Linked DNA regions of Homo sapiens: region 2 is linked to region 1. A link is a loop called in an ENCODE intact Hi-C map of the cell type or tissue named here. Cell type or tissue: chondrocyte. All regions are shown on one strand. Links, peaks and the distances in the headings refer to the core of each region. The heading gives the core; the rest is flanking DNA.

Region 1 (5,371 bases), core at 216-5,215:
AGAAAAACGGGACTTTAGTAGTAGAGGTTCTAATAGTTTTGAAAGTGGGAGACTTAAGAACCTCCTTACAGAGCTCAGAGAGCTGCAGGTAGAATTTACCTGGAGGCTGGCTAAATTCTGTGGCTTGCCTTTACATTCATGAGTTCTCTTGTTCCACGTTTGGGGCAGAACCATCCTAATTTGAGATTGGAGAGATTGGAAAAGACTGGAGAGGGCTAAGTTCATCCAAATATGGCCCAGGTCTCCTGAGGTGTTCAAGCACTTCAGTGAACTAGAGTAGAAACTCACTTAGATTGTGAGTTTGGAGAAAAACTTGTTCTGATTAAAGTAAAACTGTTCTGATTTTTGGAGTAAAACCTGTGCTGATTTTTGGCCTTTGTGTTTTCAATGTGCCTCAACAACAGCTGAAATCTTGGGCTTTCCTAATGTAGAAGCAACTCAACGAGGAATTGATTTATTTTTCATGCGCAGACTGCATCACACCGCATATAAGGCCTTCTGCTAGAAAGGCCAAACTGTCCTTTGGCCTCAGTATTTTGGAGACAAAGAGTTAATACTAGTAATTCCTGTGTAATATCCTTTTTTGGCAAAGGAACAGTAGACTTTATCAGTTTGGTTCTTGCCATTACTTGTGTTCGATCTTGACCAAGTTAAATTATTTCCAGGATGTATCTTTTTTTTTCTTTTTTTTTTTTTTTTTAGACGGAGTCTCACTCTGTTGCCCAGGCTGGAATGCAGTGGTGCGATCTTGGCTTACTGCAATCTCTGCCTCCTGGGTTCAAGGGATTCTCCTGCCTCAAGGCTCCCTAGTAGCTGAGATTACAGGCGCCTGCCACCACTCCTGCTAACTTTCGTATTTTTAGTAGAGATGGGGTTTCACCATGTTGGCCAGGCTGGTCTTGAACTCTTGACCTGAAGTGATCCGCCCACCTTGGCCTCCAAAGTGCTGGGATTACAGGCCTGAGCCACCGCGCCCGGCCTCAGGATGTATCTTAAACTCATTATTTTTGATGCTTGCCCTGCAGCTGAGTAAATACCTCTTTAGGATATGTGACAATTGAACTGGCTTGGATTTTGGAACATGTCCTGGCCTTGGAGCCTGCTTATGTTCATACACACTGGTTCCTTAGAAATGTAAATTTGTAAAGTCAATGTAAAACTGAAACTTCAAAAGTCAATTTTCATTGCTGCTGTTGTGCATTTCTATTATCAAATTTTATTTACAGTGATTTACGTGAGTAAAAAATGGATTACACGATTTCCTAACATCTCACTAAGTATGGGTTTGGATCTTAAGTAATTTACATTTTTCTTTTCCAAGTTGATTGTTATACTGGGCTAATGATTTCCTTCAAATTCCACTAATAAATCACAGATTCTCAGTGCTGTTATTCCATTGCTTTATTATTAAATGGCACCCTTTTCTAGTTTTTGTTTTTGCAAACCAGTGGAGTATTTAAAGTAAAATTTCAGAATCCCTTTTGGAGCTTTCGGTTGAGACCAGGCTCCTTGGAACCCTAGTGCTTTGGGAGTTCTGCTGCTGCTGCAGTACCAAAAGTAGCTTCTTTGAATTTCATTTGGGTTTTGTAGGGCTCCCCCGAGGCCCGAGAACTGGGAGAAGGGAAAGAGCTCATCGGTTTGTTTGAAGGCCGGCGGGCGGTGCAGGCAGCTTTTCCCAGACTCTCCCAGCTCCGGCTTTTCACGCATACCAGAAGAGCCGCTTTTTTCCTCCAGTGATTGAAACCATCTGGACTCCAGGGGGGTCACGTGTGTATGAGAAAATGACATAAAGTTTCAGACCCCGTTGTGCTTTGCTCCAGACCCAGACAACTCTTGGTCGGATGGTGAGGAGGTGAGGGCCGTCCAGTTTGGGGGCCAACTTCTCCTCCCTGCTGCCCCCGGCCCCCGCCTCCCTCACCCCTGTCCCCCACCCTCCCTCGCACACTCTCGGCGCGGCTTTCTCGCTGCCTCCGGCGCCTCCGAGCGCTCCCCTCCGCCGGGCTCCAGCAGCCCACCCTCTCTGTCTTGGGTGGAGGCGCACATCCTCCACGCCCCCTCCACTCAAATCTGCGCTCCCTCCCCTCTCTCTCCCTGCAGCCCGGCCGCAGCCCGGGGCGCGGATGCCTGCCCGCCGCCCGCCCTCTCTGCAGGAGCGGCTCCTCCTCCGGGCCGCGCGGCTCCCGGCGAGACCCCATCCAGGCGCCGCGCCCGGCCCGGCTGGGGAACGCAGAGGTAAGCGCCTCCGGGCCGGGTGGCCCCGGTTCCCGCGTGCGCGCCCGGTCCCGCCCCTGCCCTCCCAGCCCTTTTCCCTCTGCTCCCGACTCCCGGCCCCGGCAGCGGTGTCCAGCTCCGTGAGTACGCGCGTGGGGGCCGCCGCAGGCGCAGAGGAGCGGGGCTGGTGGGGTCCGCCCTCCCGGGCGGTCAGTAGCCGCCGGCTCTGCTTTCCGGCCCGGCGGGGGCCGCGCGGTTGGGGGTGGGGAACCTCGCGGCCAGAGTCCGGCGGTGAAGAGCTGCCTGGTGCCGAGCGGAGACCCGATCTCGGGACGTCCTGGGAGCTGGCTCTGCGCACCGCCTTGCCTCTCGGTGGCGGCATTCGAGCTCCTACCTGGAGCTGTTGCAGCTTGTATGCAGGCTCCTTGAAGAACGCGCGCGCGCGCGCGCACACACACACACACATACACACGCACAACACACACAGACACACGGAACTCAAACAAAGGAAAATTAACTTTGCATGCTATTACTGCAACAAGTTAAACTATGTTTATTTGTGGATGGTTCACTTTTTGCCCTTGTGCAGACACGCACTAAGTATTAAAGGGTCCACACTCTAGTCAACGTTTATGGCACGTTATCCAATAATTTAGTAACTGAGTAGAGTTCAAGAGACAATGTTTTCAAGTGTTTCTAAAGAGGGCTTATTGCATTTTCCTGGGATCTTTATATGAAAGTAGTTGATGATTAATATGAATAAAATAACTTCTTCATTAAGTGAGAAAATTTGCCTTAGTACAGCCTTAGTCCAGCTCTTGCTTTTATTACCAACCAGGTGTTTCTGCTGTTTGGATAGCAGGGTCTTGGGAATGGCAAAGAGGTCATTATCCCATCTGCAAGACTGTTTTCAGCTACCTCTTAGCTGCACACACTGCAACTGGCCATTTTGGGATGGGGCCACAGGGTTAAAACCCAAAGGGCTGCATTGTTTTGTTTTAATATTTTTCAGAAGGTGAATCCCTTAATTGATTTTTTTTTGCCAGAATTAGGGGTTTCTAAAAGGTTAGACGTAATCTGGGGTCCAGAAAGCTAATCCAAGATAGAGACTGAATTGTTCACAGCCTATCTCCCTTGCTGAATTAAGGACCGCACAAGGCCAGAACTCAAGAAGAGCCTGTTGAATGCATGAAGTGAAGGCTTCTTAAATTCTGCTGGTCTGGCAGAGAGTTCCTAGGTGACTAACATAGATGTAACCCTCCTTTTTATTTATCTGGCATATATTTTTTATTTAAAAAATTTTTTTCTTTTTTTTTTTCGAGACGGAGTCTCTCTCTGTCCCTGGAGTGCAGTGGCGCAATCTCGGCTCACTGCAACCCCCGCCTCCTGGGTTCAAGCAATTCTCCTGCCTCAGCCTCCCGAGTAGCTGGGATTATAGGCGCCTGCCACTACGTCTGGCTAATTTTTGTATTTTTAGTAGAGATGGGGTTCCCCATGTTGGCCAGGCTGGTCTCAAAGTCCTGATTTGAGGTGATCCACCCGCCTGGGCCTCCCAAAGTGCTGGAATTACAGGCGTGAGCCACTGGGCCCAGGCTATCTGGCAAATATTACCTTTGGAAAAACTCCCCAAGATAGGGGGAAGAAAAATTGTTCAAGTGTATGTATGGGAAATGTTATCCCCTAATTGGGCCAGAAGGGCACCCATTTTGGTAGACAACTCCAAGGCAACTCTTACCTTAAAAGTATTTTTTTACTGAACGCTTAGATTGGATTGGCTTGGTAATTAGGGAAATCCTTGGTCTTGAGTTTGTGGACTCCTTGGGGAAAGAGAAGTGACATTTGAGTGAAGGATAATTTCAGATCAATTGGCTTAGAACAGGAATGTCCAATCTTTTGGCTTCCCGGGGTCACACTGGAAGAAGAATCGCCTGGGGCCGCATGTAAAATACACTGACTCTAAGGATAGCTGATGAGCTTAAAATAAATCGCATAAAAAATCATAATATTTTTAAAAGTTTACGAATTTGTGTTGGGCCACACTCAGAGCCGTCCTGGGCGGCCCATGGGCCGCAGGTTGGACAAACTTGGCTTAGAATCTAAGAATTATAAAGCTCAAGGAGAAAATGATTCTGAGGCAGGGCGGTTTCATAGAAGAGGGGAGAGCCTTGAAGCAAAGTATGCTTCTGAAACTGGTGGAGAGTTGCTGGGGAAAGCTTTCAAGAGAATGGAGAGCAGACCATTTGGACTGGACCTAGAGAGAAAAGTAATAGCATCTGCTCTATGCCACCTGCCAGCTCTCTCTTTCATCCTTCAGTGTTGTGACATAGGTATTGTTGCTCTTGTTTTAAAGATGAGGGAATTCTTGTTTTTAAAAAGACAAGATCAAAAAGATACGTAACTGGCTTGGGATGACACAAGTGGTAAAGTGGCAGAGCTGGAATTCCAATGCCTGGCTCTCAGACTAACATGGGTGCTTTCACAGCTGCCTTCTCCAAAGAGCAGTGGGAGGTCCAGTGGAAGCCGAACTGTGGTCAGGTTGAATTCTGGCTCAAGGGCTGGAACTTTATCCTGTAGACATTGTTTAGGTTTTAAAGATTTTTGAGAAAAGGAGCTATGGGTAAAGCAGTGATTTTAGAAGATTAAGGTGACATCTATGTACAGGAATGTGACATGCTCATCACAAGTCATGTGCAAGTCATAATTCCTAATGAGGAGGTTCAAAAAGGAAATGTAGCCAGGATATCTGGGTGTTTCAATTCCTGTCTCACTTACTGTACCCTGCAGCGAGTAGCTTGGTTCACTGGGTAAAGAGCTAGTTGGAGTGACCACGGGGCTGCTCTGGATCAGAAAAGAGCTGAATCTTACCAGGCATACGCTGAAATGGAATGTGTATGTGGATCAATGCCACTGCTGGTTTGTCCTTTATGTTCCCCCATGTTTCGCAATGCTTTGGTTTTTTCTTTCATGACTACCCTGAGAGGTAGATCAATGTTGTAATTTGTTTAAAAGCTTTTCCTCGCCCTAAACATCTTAGGTAAGTTGATGTGCCTTTTCCTCTCATATTCTCTTATTTCTTAAAAATGCTGAATTTTGGCCAGGTGCTGTGGCTCACACCTGTAATCCCAGCATTTTGGGAGGCAGAGGCAGGCAGATTGCTTGA
Region 2 (5,371 bases), core at 246-5,245, 150 kb after region 1:
CAAGGCTTCCTATAGGTTGGGGATGACAATAAAGGCCCTGGCTGATCATGCAGTCCAAGGCAGTTTCGATTTGTTGAGCTTGGCATAAATGTTCTCCCTGCCGTGATGTGGACAGTGATGCTCTGGTCCTGTTTTAGGGGATCAGAAGACTGTGTCCTGGCATTCTCCCTTCTTAGTTCCCCCACCTCCTCACTCCTGCAGGGCATATGTTGGGGAAGGATCAAGAAGTAGAGAATCCATCCCCAACACCTCCCTAAGTGCCCCACAGTGGGGTAGGCTGGAGAAAACATGCAGGGGGTGCCGGGTTTGCTATTTGGCTTCTTGCGACAGGGCTGCTGGGCCAGCTCCGCTTAGTCAGGGCTCTGGAATGGAGACAAGTCATTTTAATAGCATGACTGTGTTACAGGAAAAGGTCTGTTCCATTGCTGGGGACTCTGCTTGGAGTTGGGAATCACTTAATCCAGTCCCAAATCCCAGTGACCCATCTTTGACTCATAAGTTTACAGAGATTTATATTGCTCCCACTGCAGTCTATTTAGCTGTCACTGAAATCCCTCCTTCACACCCACACCCTAACTCTGTTAGAGCATTTCCTAAATTCGTTGTGGTTCTGCATAAGTAGATGCCACAATGTGGAGGGAGCTCCACTTTGGAAATGGAGGAATCTGCAAGCATATAGGGATTGGCTCTTCTCCCGTGTCCTCTCTAGGAAAGCTTCACTCTCAGCAGCCTTTGTTCCTCGTCCTCCAGCTCCTTCTTCTGCCTGCTTCCTGAGGAGTGGGGTCTGAGTTCCTCTGGGGCGTAAGGCACATTCAGACATCTGTAGAACAAGTGTGGGACTCAGTGGCACCCAGGCTCAATCCTGCTGCTGAGCAGAGGTGCTGGAGTGAGTCCTGCTCTGCAGCAGGAAAATAGGGAAAGGGGTGCAGAGAGGGCTGTGTTCTGAGTTCCCCAGGGACCTGTTCACCCCACGGATTCTGCCACCAGGATTGAGCTAGGACTGACCCGGCCCATGGTGTTACTCTATTTTAGAAAATGTGTGTGTTGGAGGGGTGGGGGCAGGAGATACAGCTTGTGGAAAGGAGTGCCACTCAACATCTTCAAGGGCAGGGATTCTGTTTTGGACTTTTCTGAGATTTTCTGGTAATGCCAATACAATGCCCGCTGCCAGAGATTTTAGAACTAGTCCTGAGAAGCAAGAACTCCCCTCACCCCCACCCTTTGGCCCAGACTCCTTCCAAGCCTTTCACACCTCCCCTGTGTCACAGCAGGAGAGTTTGTTCCAAAAGGGGAGTGTTGATGGTTCTCTTTTTGCTGAGATCAGCGGTAGAGGGAATAGACACTACAGTAGGAGAGTCATCGAACAGATCATTACTGAACACTTCCTCCTTGCTAATCACTGTTCCGTTCCGAGGTTGCCTCAGTGAACAACACAAAACCCTGCCCTAAAAGACTTGTTGAACGGCATCGTAGGTGAGAAGGGGGCCTGGCGAAGCCCTGCTCCCTACGGTTCTGTGAGTTCCTCCATGCCCACCCTCCAAAGTAGGTCCCCAGGGAGATCCCCTGAGAGTTGGGTGAAGGGACAGCCATGTGACCTGAAAACCCTTCCTACCTTGAACTGTGTTATCTCTGGGGTGTTTGCAGCAGAGGGAAGGGAGCCAAGGAAAGACTCTTGTTGCTGGCTTTGTCCTCTGGCTGGGCACAGGCAGGGGTGGCTGAGCCAGTCTTGTGCAATCCCTGAATTTATAAAGCAGAGGCCAGGCTGAGCTGGGCTGGGGGTGGGGGGTTGGGGGGGGTGGGGGGGTGGGTCTGCTTCTGGACTTGGAGCCAGGATCTGTTTGTAGCCTCCCCACTGCAGACGGGCAGCTGCATGACTCATGAGCTGAGGGGCCAGGCAGAAGCCATTCTCTTTGGTTCACAGGAATTCTGCTTGTTTATTTGTGTGTGTGTGAGTTCGTGTGTTTCCTTCTTCCCTTCTCCCCCTTCTCTAACTCTTCCTCCTCTGCAGGAGATCTGCCCAAGGAGAATCCATATGAGGATGTGGACTTAAAGAGCCGAAGAGCAGGACGAAAATCCCAGCAACTGTCTGAGAACTCCTTGGACTCTTTGCACAGGATGTGGAGTCCTCAGGACAGGAAGTACAACAGCCCGCCCACACAGGTAACTCAGCCCTGACATCGGCCTGTAGGGTTAGCGTGAGGGCCACAGTGGGGGCCTGCTCTTCCAAGACTTGGGCCCAGCTTCCACTCAGGCTTTTACCCTCACTAGTACTTGATAAAGGGTCTACGGCCATACCACCCTGAACGTGCCCGATCTCGTCTGATAAAGGAGGTCTCCTCAGCAAAGGACTGTGCACTCAAGGATGTCCACCATGTTGAAACCTCTGTGGACAATTGGCACCTGCTCTGAGGGGCATCCTGTCCTATCTTCTTTCCCTTCCTACACAAGCTCTGAGCTGCAAAACTCAGCCAGGAGCCCTTGCAGTCTCCTCTCTGATTATTTATCACCCTGTGGGAAACAGGAAGACAGGGCCCTAGTGGGAGTCTTGGCATTCTGCAACTCTGCCAGAAGTCATCTCAGTACTGGCATTAGGGGGCTAGGTGTAGGTCCCCAAACCACATTTGGAGAGCCAGACAGGTGTCTGTGACACCTGGAGCCAGTCCTGTGGGAGAGAGTAAGCATGAATCTTTAAGGAATGGATGGGGAGAAGGCAGAATGACAGGAAAGGTGAAAAGCCAAAGGAAGCTCTTGGACTTCAGCTCCTTCTGTCCTTGTCCAGGATGTCAGGAGGCAGGTGGAGAGGCTTCTCTGACCTCCCCAGGTAACTCTAATTCTCTTTGCAAATGGAAGGACCTGGATATTATATAGCATTGGCCAGATAATATAAAATGATAATATAAAAATGATTTCTTCTGCCTTTGGAATAAGGTGTTTGTTTTTATAAAAGATTTACCCCATAGCTGGGAGTGGTGGCTCACGCATGTAATCCTAGCACTTTGGGAGGCCAAGGTGGGCAGATCATCTGAGGTCAGGAGTTCAAGACCAGCCTGGCCAGTGAAACCTCATCTCTACTAAAAATACAAACATTAGCTGGGCATGATGGCGCACGCCTGTAGTCCCAGCTGCTTGGGAGGCTGAGGCAGGATAATTGCTTGAACTCGGAAGACGGAGGTTGCAGTAAGCCAAGATCGCTCCACTGCACTCCTACCTGGGCGACACAGCGAGACTCCGTCTCAAAAAAAAAAAAAAAGATTTACCCTCTAATTAGGACTCTTTTCAAACAGGCTTCCCCTGAGTTTGCATTGCCAGATTGATTGGGTGAGAACAGGAAATTGGGGGCTGTGGAGGAAGGAGGATTTGCTGAGGAGTGAGGAGAGGCAATTCCAGAACCAGACAGTGGTTGGGTGTCTGTGGGATACTTGCCTCCTGACAGGGTCCGCGACAAGGATGGTGCCCTGGGATGAGAGGTCAGCGCATATGGAGAGAGGCAGAGAGTAGATCAGGGCTGGGGAGAGGGCAGCCAGGGCCTTGTGGGTATGGGATCCAATTCAGTGTGAGGCCTGCCTGGCCCAGCTTTGGTGGTCAGAGCCCAGAGCCCCTGTGTTCTCCATGGGAGCAGTTAGGAGGGCCAGGCTGCAGGATCTCCCAGCCCAGCAGGCTGGCCAGTAGGTTATGGCCTCTGCTGTCAGAAACCTTTTAGGATTGGCTCGGGAGCAGAGGTCCGGAAGACTGGTTCCATCACCCAGGCCCAGTAATTCTTGTCCCATAGCTCAGGAGGACCCCCGCAAAATTCCCACTTAGTCTTCTTTTTCCACTCAGATGAGAGCACAGGTGTTTTTAGCCTCTGCTTTCGTTTTTTGCTGGCAGTAGTGAAGCTTCCTTTAGGGAAGGCAAGTATCTAATCTATCCCTGACCTGGCTGATTAGCAGCTAAAGTCTTAAGAGAGGGATGGAAGTTCCAGGGCAAGATGGCGGGGATCCAGGGATGCCGGCCCTTGGCCTCTGTGTCCCCATCCCAGCAGACAGACACTGGCCAAGGCCTCTGTGGCAAGCCCCTCTCGCACGTCCTCTCCCCCACGCCAGCTTTCCCTGAAACCCAACAGCCAGTCCCTGCGCAGTGGGAACTGGTCAGAAAGGAAGAGCCACCGGCTGCCACGATTACCCAAGAGGCACAGCCATGACGACATGCTGCTGCTGGCTCAGCTGAGTCTGCCGTCCTCACCCTCCAGCCTCAATGAAGACAGCCTCAGCACCACCAGCGAGCTGCTGTCCAGCCGCCGGGCCCGCCGCATTCCCAAGGTACCCTCCCCAGAGGCAGCCCACTGGAGCCGGGCAGGTGGGCGGGCAGGCAGCCAGCCTTTCTCTCTCTTTCCTGGCTTCCTTCCTTCCCTAATCTGGACTGCTTCCTCGATTCCCTTTGAATAAATTCTGGGTCCGTGCACTGGCCTCTTTTTCATCTGATTAATTCCCCTTTCTTATCAATAAAGATGCATTAACTGACCTTGGTGCTCAGATGTTAGAGGAAGGAAAGTCTAGCCGAGGTTCCCCATTAGTAAGTGTGGTGTATGAATTTTGGGGTATCCGCACACATAAGCATTTCCAGGCTTTCAAGGACCTAGGACTCAAACAAGGGTTCTTCCTATAACTCTCAGCATTGAAGAATTTTCAGCAATGATTTTCACACATAGGCAGCCAGGCCCAAATCCCCAGCCCAACGCAGCAGGATTTAGCCAGATGGTATTTTTAACCTGCAAACAATGCTTGGGTATATTGGGAATTTAGCTTCTTCCTGTCGGGGCCCCAGGTTATGGCCCAGAGGGGAAAGGCTAGAATCCTTGTTCCTGTTATTGCATCTCAGAGGCTCTTTGTCTCAGTTGGTTCAATGACTCTTGGGACCCAGGAGCTACCATCCTGTCTAGTTTGATCACAGTTCCTTCCTCTGGGGAGCTAAGTTTAGTGTCCTTGTCTTGGGGCAGGAGACCACTCCTGGGGGACTAGGTATATGGAGAGCTACCATGCATGGCTGGTGAGTCACCACTTGAGGTCGGTTCTGCAGTTAGACCAGTCCTGGACCCAGCGGGTGCAATGCAGAAAGCTTGTACCATTAAGGGCAGGGATGGGCTCCTACTCAGCCTTCTTGGAAGTAGGGCAGCTGGTGTTAAGGTTACCTCACCCATCCTGCTTTTCTCACCCAGCTTGTCCAAAGAATTAACTCCATCTACAATGCCAAGAGAGGAAAGAAGAGATTAAAAAAGTTGTCTATGTCCAGCATTGAAACAGCATCACTGAGAGGTAGGCTTTGGTGCCAGAGCTGGTTCAGCTGTTTGGGGCCCTTGGGCATTAGGAACGGGAGAGGCATCAATTTACCTGTG

Evidence for each region. Peaks named below come from ENCODE experiments on the same cell type or tissue, not always from the same donor. Only the 100,000 strongest peaks of a DNase experiment are listed, where the experiment ranks them.
Region 2: it touches region 1 in a loop (2.0-fold over the local background); 3 of 110 quality-filtered maps call a loop at or near these places.

What each region holds. Positions count from the first base shown.
Region 1 is chr11:8,867,815-8,873,185 of GRCh38, reverse strand. It overlaps a transcript of DENND2B not described here. Among named protein-coding and RNA genes, the nearest start is that of AKIP1, 41 kb to the left of the region's middle. In chondrocyte, for the core only: a CTCF peak has its summit at 2,586 (motif pointing right); DNase peaks (open chromatin) are centred at 1,656, 2,035 and 2,495.
Region 2 is chr11:8,714,530-8,719,900 of GRCh38, reverse strand. DENND2B (DENN domain containing 2B) reads left to right here. Exons shown (of 20, transcript NM_213618.2): 5 at 2,009-2,160; 6 at 4,083-4,298; 7 at 5,195-5,291. LOC107984308 (a long non-coding RNA gene) reads right to left here and starts at 1,717. Exons shown (of 2, transcript XR_001748118.2): 1 at 1,613-1,717; 2 at 369-820. In chondrocyte, for the core only: no CTCF peak of the experiment used is centred there; no DNase peak of the experiment used is centred there.